Linked DNA regions of Homo sapiens: regions 2, 3 and 4 are each linked to region 1. The links are chromatin contacts, found by Hi-C or POLR2A ChIA-PET in ENCODE. All regions are on one chromosome and are shown on one strand. The core of a region is the stretch at or near the end of the contact, and the rest is flanking DNA. Distances in the headings are between cores, read along the strand shown. Region 1 holds the start of ZMYND8 (zinc finger MYND-type containing 8). Region 2 holds the start of STK4 (serine/threonine kinase 4). Region 3 holds the start of B4GALT5 (beta-1,4-galactosyltransferase 5). Region 4 holds the start of SDC4 (syndecan 4).

What was found. A loop is a pair of places that touch in the nucleus more often than their neighbours do. ChIA-PET counts read pairs that join two places held with the same protein, here RNA polymerase II (POLR2A). Pooled maps may share reads with other maps.
Region 2: a map with no recorded cell type shows a loop between it and region 1 (6-fold over the local background). The contact joins the promoter of STK4 here to the promoter of ZMYND8 in region 1. A Hi-C loop is called at or near these places in 2 of 37 single-sample maps with no recorded cell type and 5 of 50 pooled maps. POLR2A ChIA-PET finds 5 or more read pairs at or near these places in 1 of 52 experiments (HepG2).
Region 3: a map of heart right ventricle shows a loop between it and region 1 (9-fold over the local background). The contact joins the promoter of B4GALT5 here to the promoter of ZMYND8 in region 1. A Hi-C loop is called at or near these places in 1 of 168 maps with a recorded cell type or tissue (heart right ventricle). POLR2A ChIA-PET finds 5 or more read pairs at or near these places in 2 of 52 experiments (SK-N-SH and activated CD4-positive, alpha-beta T cell).
Region 4: a pooled map shows a loop between it and region 1 (2.2-fold over the local background). The contact joins the promoter of SDC4 here to the promoter of ZMYND8 in region 1. A Hi-C loop is called at or near these places in 1 of 168 maps with a recorded cell type or tissue (sigmoid colon) and 1 of 50 pooled maps. POLR2A ChIA-PET finds 5 or more read pairs at or near these places in 1 of 52 experiments (HEK293T).

The regions. Positions count from the first base shown.
Region 1 is chr20:47,354,434-47,358,714 of GRCh38, forward strand. ZMYND8 (zinc finger MYND-type containing 8) reads right to left here and starts at 2,266. Exons shown (of 23, transcript NM_001281775.3): 1 at 2,224-2,266. The coding sequence starts at 2,237. It overlaps LOC101927377 (a long non-coding RNA gene), which reads left to right. Exons shown (of 2, transcript NR_134501.1): 2 at 1-200. RefSeq lists enhancers at 2,077-2,246, 2,090-2,697, 2,232-2,526, 3,277-3,626, 3,306-3,911 and 3 more.
Region 2 is chr20:44,964,450-44,968,730 of GRCh38, forward strand. STK4 (serine/threonine kinase 4) reads left to right here and starts at 2,063. Exons shown (of 11, transcript NM_006282.5): 1 at 2,063-2,154. The coding sequence starts at 2,120. STK4-DT (STK4 divergent transcript) reads right to left here and starts at 2,009. Exons shown (of 3, transcript NR_038341.1): 1 at 1,668-2,009; 2 at 1,113-1,236; 3 at 1-999. RefSeq lists silencers at 1,888-2,137, 3,818-3,947 and an enhancer at 3,278-3,357.
Region 3 is chr20:49,711,469-49,715,749 of GRCh38, forward strand. B4GALT5 (beta-1,4-galactosyltransferase 5) reads right to left here and starts at 2,410. Exons shown (of 9, transcript NM_004776.4): 1 at 2,108-2,410. The coding sequence starts at 2,222. RefSeq lists silencers at 1,883-2,002, 2,293-2,622.
Region 4 is chr20:45,346,332-45,350,612 of GRCh38, forward strand. It overlaps SDC4 (syndecan 4), which reads right to left and starts at 2,093. Exons shown (of 5, transcript NM_002999.4): 1 at 1,994-2,093. The coding sequence starts at 2,053.

The sequences.
Region 1 (4,281 bases), core at 1,016-3,515:
AACAAAGAAAATAGCTGAGTGTCTGAACTTACTTGTTTGGGGCAGTGGCACTGTTCAGTTTTAAGTATATAACATCATTAACTGCCTGCAGTTTTACTCTAAGAAGCTAAGCTGGCCTGCCTTGCACAGACTTTTCTCAACTTAGAATGTGGTACGTTTCTGCTGATTAAATGAGCCTTTTTCCAATTCGGTGTCAGAAAGTGGGCTACTGGACACTCATTTGAAAGAAAAAAGATTACTGACTCCATAAAGTTGACATAACACAGCAATTGAATATATTTCCTGCATTTACGGTCATGTCGGATTGGTCTCCAAGCTGAAAATTTATGTACTGAACTTCTAGGGAAATTCTGAAGGTACTGCTAAACAAGACTCTACTTTTCCCACTTAACTTCTAGCTGCAGCCTTAAGTGGTCAAGGGAAATGTAAAAAGTGAGAAATCTTATGTGGGGCCAGCATGCATACAGATGTGTGGAGGAGACCTGAAAAAAGGCCAAAATGTGTTGGTCAGTGAGTCCTGAATCAAACCCAGTCTGGTGGTAGATGAGATTTTGCACTATACATAAGTCCTAAAACATGAGCACACTGACACCACCCCCCCAACACACACATACCACCACCACCACCAGCTTCTACACCACCAATGTTTTTAGGGCTCTGCACCTCTAAGAACAAGCAGTTTCATGACATTTCACAAGCACATCACCTACTCACAGTTTGAATATCCAAACAAACCCCATTAAAGGTCTAGAGTCAAGTCACAATGAACTGAACATTTCTCCCCTGACTCAGGGTAAACAGGAAGTATAATCTTCAATCCTAGCTGCAGGTTATCAGGAAAAACAGTGGATTCAAACAGTCACCTAAAATCAAGACACTCTTTAAAAAGCCCTTATTTTGTTCCTGCTAATGAAGCCCCCAACTCCTGTAGCCAAGACCCACTATTACAAACAGACCCCAAATGTTCGCAAAACTCTTCAAACATGGTCACAGAGGAAATGGATTGCTTTACTTACCCAACAAATGTTCAAGCAACCGTCTCATTTTTCCACAGTTAGGAAGAGAGAACAGGCTGGCAGATTTGGGACTTGATCAAAAAGGAAATTTTTTTAAACAGTTACATGGTATTATTAAAAACACACACAACAACAACAACACAACCCAACAACTGAATATGGAATGCTGTCATGAGCCACAGACATGATTTTATTTCCTCTACACTCCATGACACAGGAGAAGAGAGGAGGATACAATGTATAAAAGGGACAGGAAAATGAAAACAAGGATAAAAGGTAACATTAGTTCCTTGAAAATCATGCAAGAGTAGAAAGCTAAGGGATTCAGAATCCTTGCAGATTTTTTTTTTTTTTTTTTTTTGCAGGATGTTGTCCAAGATCTCTCCCCCCACCCCCCAGTCCCCATCCCTACTCCAAAAAACTTCCTCCAAAGCCTAGAAAACACTTTCAGAAACATTTGCTGGCTGTAGGCTGGCTTGCAGAACACTCTGTAGCAACCTAAGTCAGGAAAACAGGCTGAACAATGTAGTTTCAAGTGCAGAAGCTCTGTAGAATAAGAGAAGACCGTGTACAGACACCACCACCCACCTAGGCCCCAGGAGCTAGACTCTCCTTAGCACTGCTCTGCTGAGGGCACAATTCTTTTGCAAACACGCTCCTCTCTTGTCAAAACTTATCCAGCCTTCCCAGAACCTCTTTGGAGAGGCAAACTTGCCTGCTCTGCTGTCTGCCATGAGCTCTCCTTGGAGAGGAGCCTGTTTGCTTACCTTCCATTTTCTTCCCCCAGCAGGGCATGTGGCAAAAGAGAAGACAATAGTGCAGGGGTGGGAGGGGGGGAACTGCTCAGAGAGAGAGAGAGGGGAAGAGAGAGGGAAGAGGGAAAGAAAAAAAAAAAAAGAAGGAAAAAAAAAAGCTTCTTTTTTGGCATACCAGGATCTAGCTTCAAACTCTTCCAGAAACACCATGCCCTGGTGGAAGGAAAGGTGTGCCAGGCCCTTGCCAGTTTGCAAAATCAAGCTATGGCTAATGGCTACTGAGCCATGTGACCCAAGAAAGCAAAAAAATTCTCTCTAAACAGTTCCAAGTTAACATAAGTGCTCTGGGGGTGAGTGTGGCACGGCCAGCCACAGAGAAATCACACTGCTCGCCCACAATTCGGATGTCTCAGAGGGAGGGGGAAAAAAGATGGTTAAAAAGTCGAGCTTACCTCTGTGGATGCATTGTTAACACTGTGTAATGTCAATACTTATAAAACATGGAGGACAGGCTCCTAGTTCTCACAGAAAAAGGGTTTGGCACTTCGGCTGATGATCTGGCCGCCTAATAAAAGCTCATCCCCGATTGGCTGCCCCGGCAAATCGGAGTGTAAAGCCGCCCCGGATTGGCTGAAACACTTCCTGAGCGATTATCTTTGTGAGGCTCGGGTGAGCAAGAGCCATCCTGTGCATAGAAAAAGACAGGCTAAGCTAGGCCTTTTGCAGCAAGAAAAACTTGGGAAAGGGGCCCCCACACGCACTTCTCCTGCACCCTGGCTAGATTTCCCGGCACGGGCCAGCCAGGGCAGCCAGCCTGACCTGCTCCAGGAAAGCCTGAGGCCCGGAGGTCCCTGGGAAGGGAGTTTCTTGGAGTGGGCTGGAACGGCTCACCCTCACCTGCCCCCAGAGAAACGGCCCTTGTCCAGGGAGGAAGGCCAGCCTTTTTCTAGAACAGTCCAGCAGGGTGGCTCTCCAAGGGGAAGGGGAAGCTGGGGAGTGGGGAGTCCCGGGGAAACAGCCAAGGGGCCAGAAAAAGGGGCTTGAGGCAGGCCTCTGAGAAGCTGGGGGAAGCAGGCAGCCCGGGGGAGCCCCGAAAAATCAGCAGAGAGCAGCCCTGGCTTCTCAGAGGAGCGAGGAGTAGCTGCTGAGGGGAGGAGGGGAGCAGAGTGGTCAAGTTTGCATAGTCATTGTCCCCATGCCTCCTTGCAAGGCAGGCCAGGGAGCCGTGGGCCTCTCGCGCCCTGCTTAGCCAGTCCTGCAGGCAAAATCAACGTGGGTTCCTGTCGCCCTGCCACGATGCCAAGGGGGACCCCTCTCGGTCCTTACCCTAAGAAAAACCCAAAGCCCTCCTCGCAGGCCACATGCCTGGATCTACAAACTTCCCTTCCCTCCCGGCCCCTCCCCCGCGGCCGAGACCTGCTAAACCTGTCAGTTAAACACAAATCTGACTTCCGTATTAGCCTGCGATGCCTTCGGCTTCCTGCCTGTTAACCCTCTCTCGGACTCGGGGCCTGGCTGGGAAAAACTAGGCCTTGAGATCGCAGCGAAGGCCTGTGGAAAAATACCAGCTGCAGCTCTCCCGGCAGATGCAGAAAGAGAGAGAGAGAGCCGCTGTCTCTCAGCCTTTGCTTCCCAGGGAGGCGTGTACCTTGTGAATCCAGGGCACAGGCAGTGCCTCTCGGGCTGAGAAGCCATTTCAATCCAGAGGGAGACAGAAAGATGGCACGCTCAGCCCGGAAACAAGAGCCCCCATTATGCGTCAGGCCTACCCCCGTAGGTCAGCCCTTCCTGCCACAATCATCCCTGTATGTGTGTGCCTGGGGGAGTTGGGCCCTCCTCGGTGGGCAGACAAATCCCCTGGGCTTCCTAAGGATTCTTGCTTCCATTTATTTGCACAGAGAACGGCTTCTTTTCGTCCCCCAAGGCAGATGGAGCAGCGATTTCACACACAGCCCTCCATTTGGCAGCCCCCCCACCCCCCCATCTCTGGCACCGCTCCCCAGTAAAATATTAACTGGTTGTTCAGAGCTGCTTACAATTCTACCCACTTCAATTGCGTTAGGAGGTCTTTGCTGGTCTCCTCCCTAAAGCTGCCTTCGCAGTTGGTCTGTACCCAGAGATAGAAAAGGACCGTAAAATGTCCCCAGCTTTCTCGCTCTCTTTCCTTCTTCGGCATTTTAAATGACAAGGTGCTTAATTAACAGGATTTTTTAAAACAGCAACCTGGAACCACAGAAGCTAAATAAACACCATTCTTTAGAGGCTGGAGAAAGCGTCCAGAGTTAACGCAGCCATATGCCAGGAGGCATAACTCCGGAGCAATAAAGTCTCCCCTCTCCTCCTAAAATTAGGACTTGTGGGCTTTCTTGTCCCACACGGTTCCCACAAAGAAAACGAAGAGCTGATGGCTTGCTTTCCCTGCCCCCCCCCAACCCCCACATGGACAACAGATGCCCACTGCTTGTACATAAATTCTTCCTGGCCGGGAATCTCATATCAAACAGGCTCAG
Region 2 (4,281 bases), core at 813-3,312, 2.4 Mb before region 1:
AACGAAAAGTCAGCCCACCCTATACACAGGTTTCACATCCCATACTGTATTTTCCAACCATGTTTCATTGTGGATGTGGAACCCTCTGATAGAGAGGGCTGACTGTATTTATTGAAAACAAAACAAAACAAAACAAGGGTTGTATTGGTGGACCCATGCAGCTCAAACCCTTGTTGTTCCCAGGTCAACTGTATATCCAGAGCTTATAGGAAAATACCTCTCCCAGTAACCCTGCTCACCATTTCTCTCTTAAGCTATTATTATGATTAGCCACGGTTTGCTATTTAAATTTAAATTTAAATAAAAATGTGGCCTTTCAGTTATGCTAGCCACATTTAAAGTGCTCAATAGCCATATGTGGCTAATGGTTACTATTTCGGACAGCACATATTTAGAACATTCCCATCATTTCAGAAATTTTCATTGGGAACACTCTGCGGAAAAAGGGGGCCATCATAATGTGAGTCCATCTTCTGGAAAAATCCTGGGAAGGGGACAAAGGAGGTCTGTTTGGCATTGTGTAATGGTAATTTGGTATTTAATTTTCAAAAATGTTTACCCAATTCCTATTCATCAGCCAGGTGTGGTGGCTCTTGCCTGTAATCCCAGCACTCTGGGAGGCCGAGGTGGGAGGACTGCTGCAGCCCAGGAGTTTGAGACCAGCCTGGGTAATAATAGGGAGATCCTGTTTCTACAAAACACCAAAAACAAAACAACAACTTTGATGTTGTGGAGTCAGGACAGTCCTGGGTTAAAACCTTTGCTCTCCTTAGCTGTGTAAACCGTGGGTCTCAGCTTTCTTATCTGTTAACGGTAGGTACTTCTTCCTAGGGCTGTTTTGAGGATTAAGTGAAAGTCCAAGATTGTGTCTGGCACACAGTAGCTTCTCAGCAAATGTTTTCCTCCTATGTCAGGGAATGGCTCCTTTATCCCGTTTTGGGCCCATGGGTGGCCCTGAAGGGTGGGTGCTCAGGTGTTAAGTTCTGTAGATGGCATATCCTTGGGAAAAGCAAGGCAATTAAAAACAGTGAGAGGTTGCTCTGGTTAAGTTTTCTCCTATAACTTTCCCCATGGGTCAATTGGGTAGAATCTGCCATTTTCCTAATACTTACTGATGGTAGTGGCATTCGGAAGCACAATAGCTGAAGCCGGAGCTCTGAGTGGAGAGAAAGGTCTGTTTCTCAGGCCCAAAAAGAGGTTACACACCCATGGCTGTCCAGTTTGGTGGTGCAGGCCCTGAAATCAGACCAAACTGGATTTAAATCCCCAAACCTATACTCTAAGCTATGTGACCTTGGGCTAGATACTTCACCTCTCTGGCCTTATGAAGTAGGAATAATAATAATACCGTCTAGGTTGTTAGGAGTATTAAATGAGGTAAAGCACTGAAAACGTTTAGGGACTGTGTTAAATCATTAAATAAATAAAAACGGGGATGACCTTATCGGCTTGACACAGGGGATTAAATGAGATAATATATGAAGACAAGTACACGGCAAATGCTTAATTAATGTTGCTTATTTTTATGTCTGCAAACTGACTTAAAGGGGAGGCCTTTAAGAAAGACAGTGGGGCAATTTGCGCGTTGATGCATTGTAGGAGAAAATGTGCAGGGGGCCCGTTGGGACCAGAGTTCAACCAGGTAAGCGGCAGAAAACCACAAATACCTCCAGGCGTTCCTGGGGCAGCGCCGCCTCCCCAAAATCACGCAAAACTTGGTTTGCTAAGAATTGTCAGCTCTTCTAAAGGAGGCGCTTCACGCATCTCAGTCTGTGAAATGGGACCCAGGACCCAGGTAGAGGTGCGTTCTCGGCCTGGGGACCGAGTATTTTGTGCGCTCCGGTAACGCAGGAAGACAGCGCCACTGACACTCTAGAGACCAGCGGGCACCGCCTGGAGGCGCCTTCACCACTTGGCGGTTCCGGGTCCGCGCCCCACCGCGCCACAAGACTCACGCCCGAACCACGTGATCAGGGCCGTGGCTCCGCCCCGCTCCCGCGCCGCGCGCCGCTTCCGGTAGGGGCGGAAAGCGGAAGTGTGGGAGGGTCTGCGGGGCGGGCTCAGGAGGTCCGCGGGAGGATGGAGCAGTGAGCGGGTCTGGGCGGCTGCTGGCAGCGCCATGGAGACGGTACAGCTGAGGAACCCGCCGCGCCGGTGAGGGGCCACTGGCTAAGAGGACGGGCATGGGGTCAGGGGAAGAAAAGGCGGGAACTGGTTGAGGGGATACACCTGTGTGGGAGTCCCCGGAGCTAAGCGACCCAGCCGATGGGGCACCTGCTGAGTGAGGGGGGGGACGTCTGGTGGGTGAGGGTCCGGCTGAGGGGAGCATCTGCTAAGGAGGTTAGACTTGGGACCGGTTAGAGGGAGCACTCGCTGTGGTGAGACTGTGCTGAGGAACGTGGGGACAAGTTAGGGAGAGTACCTGCTGAGGCCGGGCCACTCGGGGGAACGCTATCCAAGCAGGGACTCACGGAGGTGGGGGCGAATGCTGAAGCAGGGTGAGAATCTGTGAGGGATCTCTTTAAGGGGGTGGATCGAGAACTGGCCAAGAGGAAGGCCGGGTGGACTTTCTAAGGGTCTGAAGTCCCACTTGAGGGGTGCGGTGGGGGGATCTGTGGAGGGGAAAAGCTTTGCGCCTAAGGCTGAAAGCATGCGAGGAAAGGTTGAGGGTCTAGCAAGGGAGGGGATGGTGGAGGGTAGCATTTCAGAGGATGCTGTTGGTGGTGTCCCCACTGTAGGATGGCATCTTTTATTACTGATGTTCAGTGTCTTCCTAATGGTCTTCACATCCTCCTCAGCTCTTCAGAACCTGACATTGGGAGGTAGGTAAGGAAATAAGAGGATATTTTCGAGATGGGGAGACTGAGGTCCAGAGTAGTTGGGAAGTGTTTCCTTCTTTACTCCGGGTCACTGAACCCTGCCAGTCTGTGCCCTTTTCAGGCCTCAGTTGTTTTGTGAATATCAGCACCAAATCCTAGTGGTACCTGGAATTGCTTTAGTTCAAGATCAGGATGGTGGCTGATCCTAGAAAATCTCAACTCCTGGATTTCCCTTGTGGACATCCCGGGTCTTTTGCCACTCTACCACATCTGGAGAAAAGTAGGGACTAGAGACCGAAGGAGTCATGCTTCTCTGAGGTTCAGTGTGGTTACTTCTATTTCACAGAGACGTCTGACTTCCTGCAGCAGAATGAGCTCTAAAGAAGGAAGTGTTCAGGGTGTGGAAGTGCAGGGCAACCAAGAGGTGAAGAGAAGGGATTGACTGCCTGGGCAGCACTCTTAGGGGTTGTTTGAGCTTGGGGATGTTTGAGGTGCACAAACATTGCAGAAGGCAAATAGGTGGTTGGGATGGGCTTTGGATTCACCCTAGCGTAGTGTGCTGAGACTGTAATAGTAATGATTATTACACTCATATTGCACTTACCGGGTGCCAGGCACTGTTCTAAGTGCTTTCCATGTGTCCTGCTGAAGCATATGAAATTGCTGATATTTGACCATTTTTGAACCATAAAAACCTCATTTGAACTCATTTGAACCTCACAACAATCCTGTGTGGTAGATATCCCTATATGTCTGTTTTACAGATGATAAAACTGAGATACAGAGGGTAGTGATTTGCTGGGAGAAGTCATAGCAAGTAAGAGACAGAGCTAGGATTTTAATGTCTATGGGGTCTGGTCCAAAGTCCATGTTCTTTTTTTTTTTTTGAGACGGAGTCTCACTCTGTCGCCCAGTCTGAAGTGCAGTGGCGCAATCTCGGCTCACTGCTACTTCCGCCTTCTGGGTTCAAGCGATTCTCCTGCCTCAGCCTCCTGTGTAACTGGGACCACAGGTGCGTGCCACCACGCCTGGCTAATTTTTTGTAGTTTTAGTAGAGACGGGGTTTCACCGTGTTAGCCAGGATGGTCTCTATCTCCTGACCTCGTGATCCGCCCACCTTGGCTTCTCAAAGTGGTGGGATTACAGGCGTGAGCCACCGGGCCCGGCCATGCTCTTAACTGCCTCACTCTGATGCCTCTCTAAAAGTACCCCTGTTTCACAGGTCTCTGTGTATGTTAGCAGATATTTACTATAGTACCATAGTGATCCAATTATGAATGCACACTAGTTATGTTTCTTTCTGAACTATGTTCGTTCGTTCTTCTTGGTTTCTTTCTCCGAGGCCTTGGTTTAATTGAAAAGAGGATTAGGAATCTGAGTTTTGTTTCCCCCTTTGCCTTGTCTTACATAATCTTGAGCAAAGGACTAAAGTTTCTTGGCATGCTCATTCCTGTACCTTTTG
Region 3 (4,281 bases), core at 1,160-3,659, 2.4 Mb after region 1:
GACTCAGACCAGAAGTACCTGTCACTTTCACAAAAGGAGAAAAAAAGGATTATGGCTCTAAGACTGCCTCTAGGTCCAAATCCCATCTTTTCACACCCATTTTTATTAGAGTCTAATAGCCAACATGCTAATGAACTCTTTTCTCAGTTAATTCCACTAATTAGTTATCTCTTCTTGTTCTGCCAGAATCCCAACCCTTTTACAATCTACTCATCAAATCCATCAGGCCACATATTATGCCTTCCTAGAGGAACACTTTTCGTGATGACACTTTGTAAACAAGGCAATCTGATGCTGCCTGTTCTATCTTCCCAGATCTAGTTGATAGTTCAAAACATCAACATTAACCACAAGTAAAATATGCTTAAAAAATAATCAGGAGACGATCTCCTGCTCTATCTGGAAATTTCTCTATTCAGCTAGTTCTGCGTTGACAGGTCAACAGAGAATGGCACTAGTTATTGCTACAATCCTAAAAGGCATTTCCCTACAGCTAAACCATCAACCCTTTCCTAAAATCCATATAATCCAAAATTTTTCTAGCAGAATTTACTCTCCCTGCCCCTACCCCAGCAGCATCTTCTGATCATTTTTCACCATAAACTGAGGTTTCCTCATAGTGATGCCAAGTCAGGCAAACACATTCCTTAAGCGTTCCACCTAACTCCCTTCTTCCTGGAAGTTACATGTAATAGCTGCCTTTATTTACTTATTTTTAAAACTCTTCAAGCACCAGGTACAGTGGTAAGTGCTTTTAAAGAACATGTATCTACTTCCATCCTTAACACTGTATGAGATTGGGACTCACATTCCCATTTTACAGAGGAGAAATGCAAAGGCTTAGTAACCTGCCCAAGGTCATACAGGGCAGAGATTGGAATCCAAGTCTGACCTCTGTGTCCTCCGCTCTTAACCTTCATGCTGTCTTTCCTTCTGATCTCTTCCTGTCCTAACTGGTGCCCTGTGGTCTTATAAAAGACTATGCTTGGGGCAGGCGGGGGAGGGGTGGGAGGGTCAGTTTCTCCAGAGACCGCCTTTCCTTTAAAGGATAAGACTTTGAAAAGAAGGAGTACCCATTACATCTTTCCTCCATGCTCCCCCTTCTCACCTGGTACCATTTCCCAAAGGCCCCAATCATATCCCCTTCTCTACGGACAATTTAAACTTCTCCTTTGTCCGCAGAGCAGGCACTATCCAATACTGAAGAACCACACCATCTACCCTCAAGGCTAGGAGAGGGCAGAAGTGGAAGAAAGAACACAGACAGCACCCCTTCCCCAGGTCTTCAGTTGAGAAAGAAGCTGTGGCTGAAAGTCTGGGGGGCTGGGGGCAAAGGTGACAAGGATGTGCCCTTGTGGGTACGCGAGGTGGGGGGGGGGGAGATGGGGAAGAGGCATGGGACGCTCAGGGGATTAGCAGGAGATTGAATGGGGGTGGACCTCTGTAAGGGGAAGGGGGGTGCCACCGGCAGGCAGAGAGATCAGGCCACTGAAGAGGTGAACGTGAGTTAGGGAGGAGGACCTGGAGGTGGATGTAATAGGGGAAGTAGAGGAAGAAAGGGGAGGGAGGGGGCTCACGGGAGCAGGAAACGATGGAGTCATGGGGAGTGGGGGAGGATGGATGGGAGCTAGAAGGTGGGGCGGCCTGGGACCCGGGCACATGGGCTCGGCGAAGAGCGGGCGCGCCGCGGGGGACTGGGGTGCGGGGAATGCCGGGAATGGGGGTTCGAGGAGACCCCGGGGAAGGGAAGGGGAAGCGGGAGTTCTCGAGCAGAGGAGCGGGAAGTGGGAGTTCCAGCGAGGCAAGAGCGGGAAGGGGGTTCCGGAGCAAGGGGCGGGCGTGAAGGTACAGTCGGGTTCGCGAGGGTGGCGTTAGGAGGGGCGGGGTGGGCCGGAGGCTGGCGCGGGAGAGGGATCCCGGGCGCCTGTTGGGGTGCGGAGGGCAGGAATGTCCTGGCGTCCCCGAGAGCCGGGCCAGGACTCCGGAGTCTTCGGAGGACCAGGCTCAGGGCCGCCTCCCGGCCGGGGCCCCTTAGGGAGGGGCGGGGATTCCCCGGGTCCCTCAAGGCCAGAGCGGCAGCCGCCGCGGTCCCAAGCCCCCTTCCTACCTATGCCGGGCGCCACATAGACGAAGTACAGCAGCGAGGACGAGAGAGAAAAGAAGAAGAGCGCGGCGAGCAGCGAGCGGCGCGGCAGCCGCAGCAGCCCCCGGCGGGCGCGCATGCTGCAGCCAGGCGGCCGCTAGAGAGCCAGGCCGGGCCTGCTCCCGCAGCTCCCCGTCCGCCGCCTCCTGGGCCGCCGCCGCCACCGCCTGGGCCTCGGCCACCGCCTCCCGGGCCTCGCGGGCCGCCACTCGCCGCCGCCGCCGCCTCGCCGCTCCCAGCCGCCGGCCGTCGCGGGCCGGGCCACATGAAGCGGGCGGGGGCCAGAGCGGCCCCGAGCGGGCGCAGCGGCGGGGGCGGAGGCGGGGCGCACGCGCGGGAGGCGGGGCCAGTGCCGCCGGGCACCGTCGCAAAAGACCCGCGCGCTTGCGCTCGCCGCCGACCCTCGCTCGGCGCCCACAGCAGCCCGCATGGAGTAATCGCCAAATGGCGACAGACCCTCTCCCAGTGCGGCCACCGCCCAGGCTTTCGGGGAATGTCTCCCAAGTGCTCCGCGCTAGCTCGTCCCCCATCTCGGGGGCCAAGGGGCCATCTACAAAGTCTGACTCATCTCGTTGCCCACTGCAGCAGAAGAGTGGGGACTGCAAGGCTTGGGGGTTCGGCCTGGTATACACCCTCATTCATTCATTCATTCATTCATTCAATTCACCATTTATTTATTGAATGCCAGACACAGTTGTTGGCGCTGGGCATGCTACAGAGAAAAAAAACGATAAAAATCTCTGTCTACTTGAAACTTACATTATGTGAGAGATAAAAGAAACAAATCAGCTAGTAATATCAGGTACTGGTAACACATATGAATACGATAAAACAGGAGGATGTATTGCAGGCAGGCTGGAGTGGTCAAGGAAGGCCTCACTGAGCAGTGACACGAACTGAGATATAAAAGGGTGAGAAAGCGCCAGCTTTTTTGAATAAGCTGGGGAAAAAGCAGTCATACCAGGGGGAACAGCAGGTGTAAAGGCCCTGAGGTAGGAAAAGGGCTGATCTGCCCCCGAGTTGAATCCAAGGCCAACATGGATAAAATCCAGTGAAGTAGGGGGGGAAATAGGGATGAGCTTGGAGCTGTAGTCAGGGATCCTACTGTATCAGAAATAGCATAATGATAACAATTGTCAATGTCTCTAGACTTCTGCTGAGAAACATGGACTTCACTCATGCCATGAAATTCCCCCACCAGTCTTGAGATGTGTGCTGTTATTATTACTATCATACAAATGAGGAAACTGAGGTTTCTAGATGGAAAGGCAATTCACCCAAGCCTTGCAGTAAGGGCTTAAATCAAAACTGGCCTGTCTCCCATGTCAGGCCCTTGACCTCTAGGTTGTAACTGTCTCAGCAGTCTGTATGACCTCTAATTCTTATCCTGCAGGCAAATCGGTATCCTATCCCCATCACCTGGGTATGGGACCATATCCAAAAAAATGCTTTCAGATCAGCATCAGCTCAAAGGACCTCAGAAGGCAATGAACAGTCCTAGAAATTTATGGCAAGAAGCAGTAGCCTCAAGGAGCTGGACTGAGGAGGCCAGTGTCCCTGTGTAGACATATCTGAAACTAGGGTACTGTCTTGGAATGCCAGAAGCAGTGGGGAGGGGAGAGGACTTTGCAGGGATTCTGTGAGAATCAACAATAATTCTGATTTATATTCCTAAAGTGATTTCTACTTTTTACAGTGTTTCTTTGATCCTTTAAGTGGGGAGTCTAGAGCCACACTGCCCAGGTTCTCTGACTCCCAGCTTTTCCATTGTTAGCTGTGTGACCTCACGCAAGTTAAACTCTCTGTGCCTCGGTAAAATGGAGGAGGTTATTAGCAACCTCATCAGGTTGTTGCGAGGATTTAAGTAATACATGCAAAGTGCACATAGTAAGAGTGCTTAGCTGTCACCTAATTCAATACCCCTGGAGAATGGTATGGTGGAAGAGAAGAGGCTTAAACGATCAAAAAGGAAAGCAGAGAATTTTGACTCAGATAGATGTGAGTTCAAATCTCGGCTTGGCATCTCCTGGCTGTGTGACTCTGGGAAAGTCACTTACCTCTCTGAGCTTCTCTATTCATCACCTGTGAATCGGACCCAGTGCTGCCCACCCCACGGGGATGTGATGTGGATTCGATGA
Region 4 (4,281 bases), core at 843-3,342, 2.0 Mb before region 1:
GGGGAGAGCTGAGGTCAGGATGAGACTTGACACCTATCTCAGGAAGCAGCTGCCCAGGGCTGATGTCTCCTGCAGCTGATGGGTCACCCAGGCAGGACTGACACAGTCCCCTTCCCCCAAACTACATCCTTCAGAATGCCCCCAGGACACAGCTGACTGCTCAGCACCCTGAAGCACCTGAAGGCTCAGCAGCCCCTGGGAGGAAACTGGCATGTGACTGGGCACACGGTGACCTCAGCAACCTCCTGGGTCCTTTCCTCTTTTTCCCTGTACTGCCTAGGTGGTATCCCTTCGGATGCTTCCCCAGTTGCTTGACCCGACACATCCTTCAGGGCCTAGTTTAGAGCACTGTGCTAGAGGCAGAAGGCTTGGGTCCTCAGCCACTAACATTTTAGGCAAGGTAGCCTTTGGTTTAGGTTAAGTCATCACCTCACTCTGGCCTTGTTTCCTTCCACCTCAGAATTCCTTTGCCTTCCAGCCTAAAATCTCAACCTATTCTAAACCCGTCTTTAGTTACCAACGATGGGACACCTGGAGTAGCACAAAGAGTAGAAGTTAAGCTAAAGCAGAAACTTGAAAGCCTGGCTGCCTAAATTTCAATCTGACTCACCCATTTATTGTGTATTAACTGTGTGACCCTGGGCAAGTTACTTAACCTCTCTAGCCTCAGGACCAGTTTAAGAACAGTACACAGTAAGATTGTTGTTGGAATTAAGCTCCTGGATATACCCATTAGAAAGTTATTAGAGCAATGTCTGGCCCCCCGACAAAGGCGCTCCACGTTTGCAATCATCATGGCATGCCTGGAATTGTGCTGGAAGTATTGCCTAGGGTCTCATTCATTCCTCAAGAAGAGCCTGCAGGCAGAATCAACCTTCCGCTAAGTAAATTCAGAGGAACAGGAGCCCCAAGGCTTTCAAAGAAATTAACATTAATGGTTAAACTGCAAGGACTCACTCGCTCTGAAAACTGGGGCTAAAGGGCACAAAGGGGGCACAAAGCTCAGGCTGTGGGGGACAGATTGCCTTCACCAGTAATTCCCATGCCCCCCAACTTCCCAGATGAGATTGCCCCCCTCCTCCTAAGCCGGCTGCGGGCATGGATAGAGCTTCTGCTGGCCCAGGGACAGCTATGACGGAGGCCAGTGGACAGTGAGAAGGAAAGGTTTCCCTGGGCTGATTGAGGCCTTCTCTCCCCCCTACCCCCTTCACCTCACTCAAGGTGGATGCTTCAATTTTCTTATCTGCAATTGAGAAAAAATGAACACACTTCTTGCAGAAAGCAGAGGCTCAGCTCCTGGCTAAGTGTTGAGTCTAAACCATTCCTCTCCTCTGTCCTCGAAAAGAGCAGAGTCCCCAACTTTCTAGAAACCCTAACGCAGTGTCCCCTCTTGCCCCATTCCCTCAGACCCTTGGTGCAGTATTGGGAAGAGATTCAGAAGGGCAGGACTTTGCCCTAAGTCACAAGTCAATGACAGAGCTGGGGCCAGAACTGAGGTTAGGGCTCAGTTCTCCTTGGTGTGTGAAAGAGGGCCTCGCACAACCCTAAAACCCTCCCCCTTCCGAGTACACGCAGCCCCCCGACCCCCAGGGCCATCTCGGATCCTAAAGCTGTCTGCTCTGGGCGCCCCGAGAGCGAGGAGGGGATTCAGCGCTCCAAGCCTGCCCCAGGGTCACCAGGGAAGGGACGAGGGTGTGGGAGTTGAAGAGTTGACACCGGCTTAGTCACTAACGAGCCCGTAGCCCGCGGCGGGGCTGAGGCCCGGGGAGGCGGGAAGAGCAACAGGCGAGGGGCGCACGGCGCGTGAAGCCATCCCGGAGGCTGGCCCGTGACCCCGGAGCAAAGTTTCCAACAAAGTTTCCCGGGCCTCGGTGTCCGGTTGGGGGTAGCGTACCCCCGATCTGCCCCCCCCCATCCCACGCTCCGACGAACAAAGGAGGCACCGGCCTGCGCCCCCGCTTCGCCCCCAGCCCGGGAACCTCCAAGCACCCACCGACTCGGCGACTCCGCCTACGAAGAACAGCAGCAGCGCGAACAGACGGGCGGGGGCCATGGCACCGCGGACTGGAGAAGGCGCGCAGGCTGCGGCGAGTGGCCCCGGGCGGGCGCGCCACCCATCTTATAGGCGGCCTACCGGCCCCGCCCCGGCCCGCCCCCGCCCCGCCGCCCGCACCCCGCCCGGAATTCCCCAGTGGAAGCGAGGCCTGCGGGGCACTGCGCCCGCCCGCGGAGTTGGAAACCCCAAGGGACCCGCCCTGCCCGAGCCCGCCGGCTCCTACTCAACCCCTAGTCCTACCCTCCGGGAGCTCCAACTCCCTTTATTTATTTGACCCACTGCCAGGCAGGTCCCCAGAGATCACTGCGGCTAACCCCATTTTATAGTTGGGGAAACTAAGGCCCAGGGACGGGAAGGACTTCCCTAGGGTGTTGAGTTTAGACCAGCCTTCATACCGGGTGTGCTCCCCTCTGAAGACACAGAACTTCCCAAATGGGATGTGAACCGTGTTAAGACAGGGGACAGCAAACTATTCTGTAAAGGGCTAAATATTTTAGGTTTTGCGGGCCATACGATCCCTGTGGCAACTATTCAAACTCGAGCGTCGTAGCTCAAAAGCAGCCATAAATACTAAAGGAATGAGGGCAGCTAGGTCCTAATAAAACATTATTTATAGACACCGACATTTGAATTTAATATAATTTTCATGTGTCACGAAATATTATTATTCTTTTGACTTTATTCCCAACCATTTAAACATGCAAAAATCGGCTGGGCTCTATGGCTCACGCCTGTAATCCCAGCACTTTGGGAGGCCGAGGAATAGGAGGATCCCTTGAGCCCAGGAATTGGAGACCAGCCTGGGCAACCATAATGAGACCCCCATCTCTACAAAAAGTTTTTAAAGAAATTAACCAGGCATTGTGGTGCACCCCTGTGGCCCAGCTACTCTGGAGGCTGAGGTGGGAGGACTGCTTGAGCCAGAGAGGTGAAAGTTGCAGTGAGCCATGATCGCTCACTGCACTCCAGCCTGGGTGACCGAGTGAGACCCTGTCTCAAAAATAAATAAATAAATAAATAAATAAATAAATAAATAAATAAATGACATTTTATAATAAAAATGCAGGCCGGATGCAGTGAGTCATGCCTGTAATCCCAGCACTTTGGGAGGCTGAGGCGGCGGATCACTTGAGCTCAGGAGTTTGAGACCAGCCTGGCCAACATGCTGAAACCCCGTCTCTACAAAATACAAAAATTATCCAGGCATGGTTGCCTGCGCCTGTAATCCCAACTGCTCTGGAGGCTGAGGCAGGAGAATCGTTTGAACCCGAGGGGCGGAGGTTGCAGTGAACTGAGATCTCCCCACTGCACTCCAGCCTGGGCAACAGAGCAAAACTCCGTCTCAAAAAAATAAAAAATAAAAATGCAAAAACCATTCTTAGCAGTGGGCTGAACAAAAATAGGCGGTGGGCCTCAGCCACTCTGAGACCACTCTGACGCTGGTCTCAGAGTGGCTGACGTCTGTTCTAAGGGCTTCATCTACCAGATTTTGAACTTTTTCAAAAGTTTGATCTCTCTGAGAACTGGTCTGCAAGTTTATTTCCATTCTTAGGGTAAGCTTCCACCCTTTATAAGAGAAAGTTGTGTGTCCTCCTTACCCTTCATCCTCCTAACAGTGCATTGGTGGGAGCAGGTTGAGGGAAGAAGTGGAGGGGGGTGCTATATGGAGACTGTAAAATTCTCTGGGTCCCCAAGCACACGTACTGTTGGAATTATTGCAGGGTGTGAAGGTGGGCATTCTACGATGATCGAAGTACAAAAGAAGCCTAACCCTGTCTCTCCCTGACTTATGTATAAATCTTTCTAAGGGTGTAACATAGCCTTAGAAGTAGGACATTTTGGCCACTGTTGGCATATTATGAATTCATATACTTTGTGGAGTGGAGAATTGGTAGTGACTTCCCTTTTTCCACCTCTTAATTATTATCAAAGAATAAAAGTCTCTTGTGGCAGAGAACCTTGGCAGTAAAGCAAACTTCAAATGCTGACCACGGGGTTTCCACAGATTTAAAGGTAAGCAATGACTTTCAGTGGTTTTTAACATGCTTCCCTAGGATTTGGAACAAAACTGAGAAAATGAAGAAATCTCATGCCAGAATAAGAAATCCTTTTGCAAGTTAAATGGTTTGCAATCTTTGCTTTCCACAAAATTGCAGGGGGGCCTAATCTAGTTGTCAGTAGATAGATCATTAAATATAGAATAGGTAACTGTGATTTTAGTTATC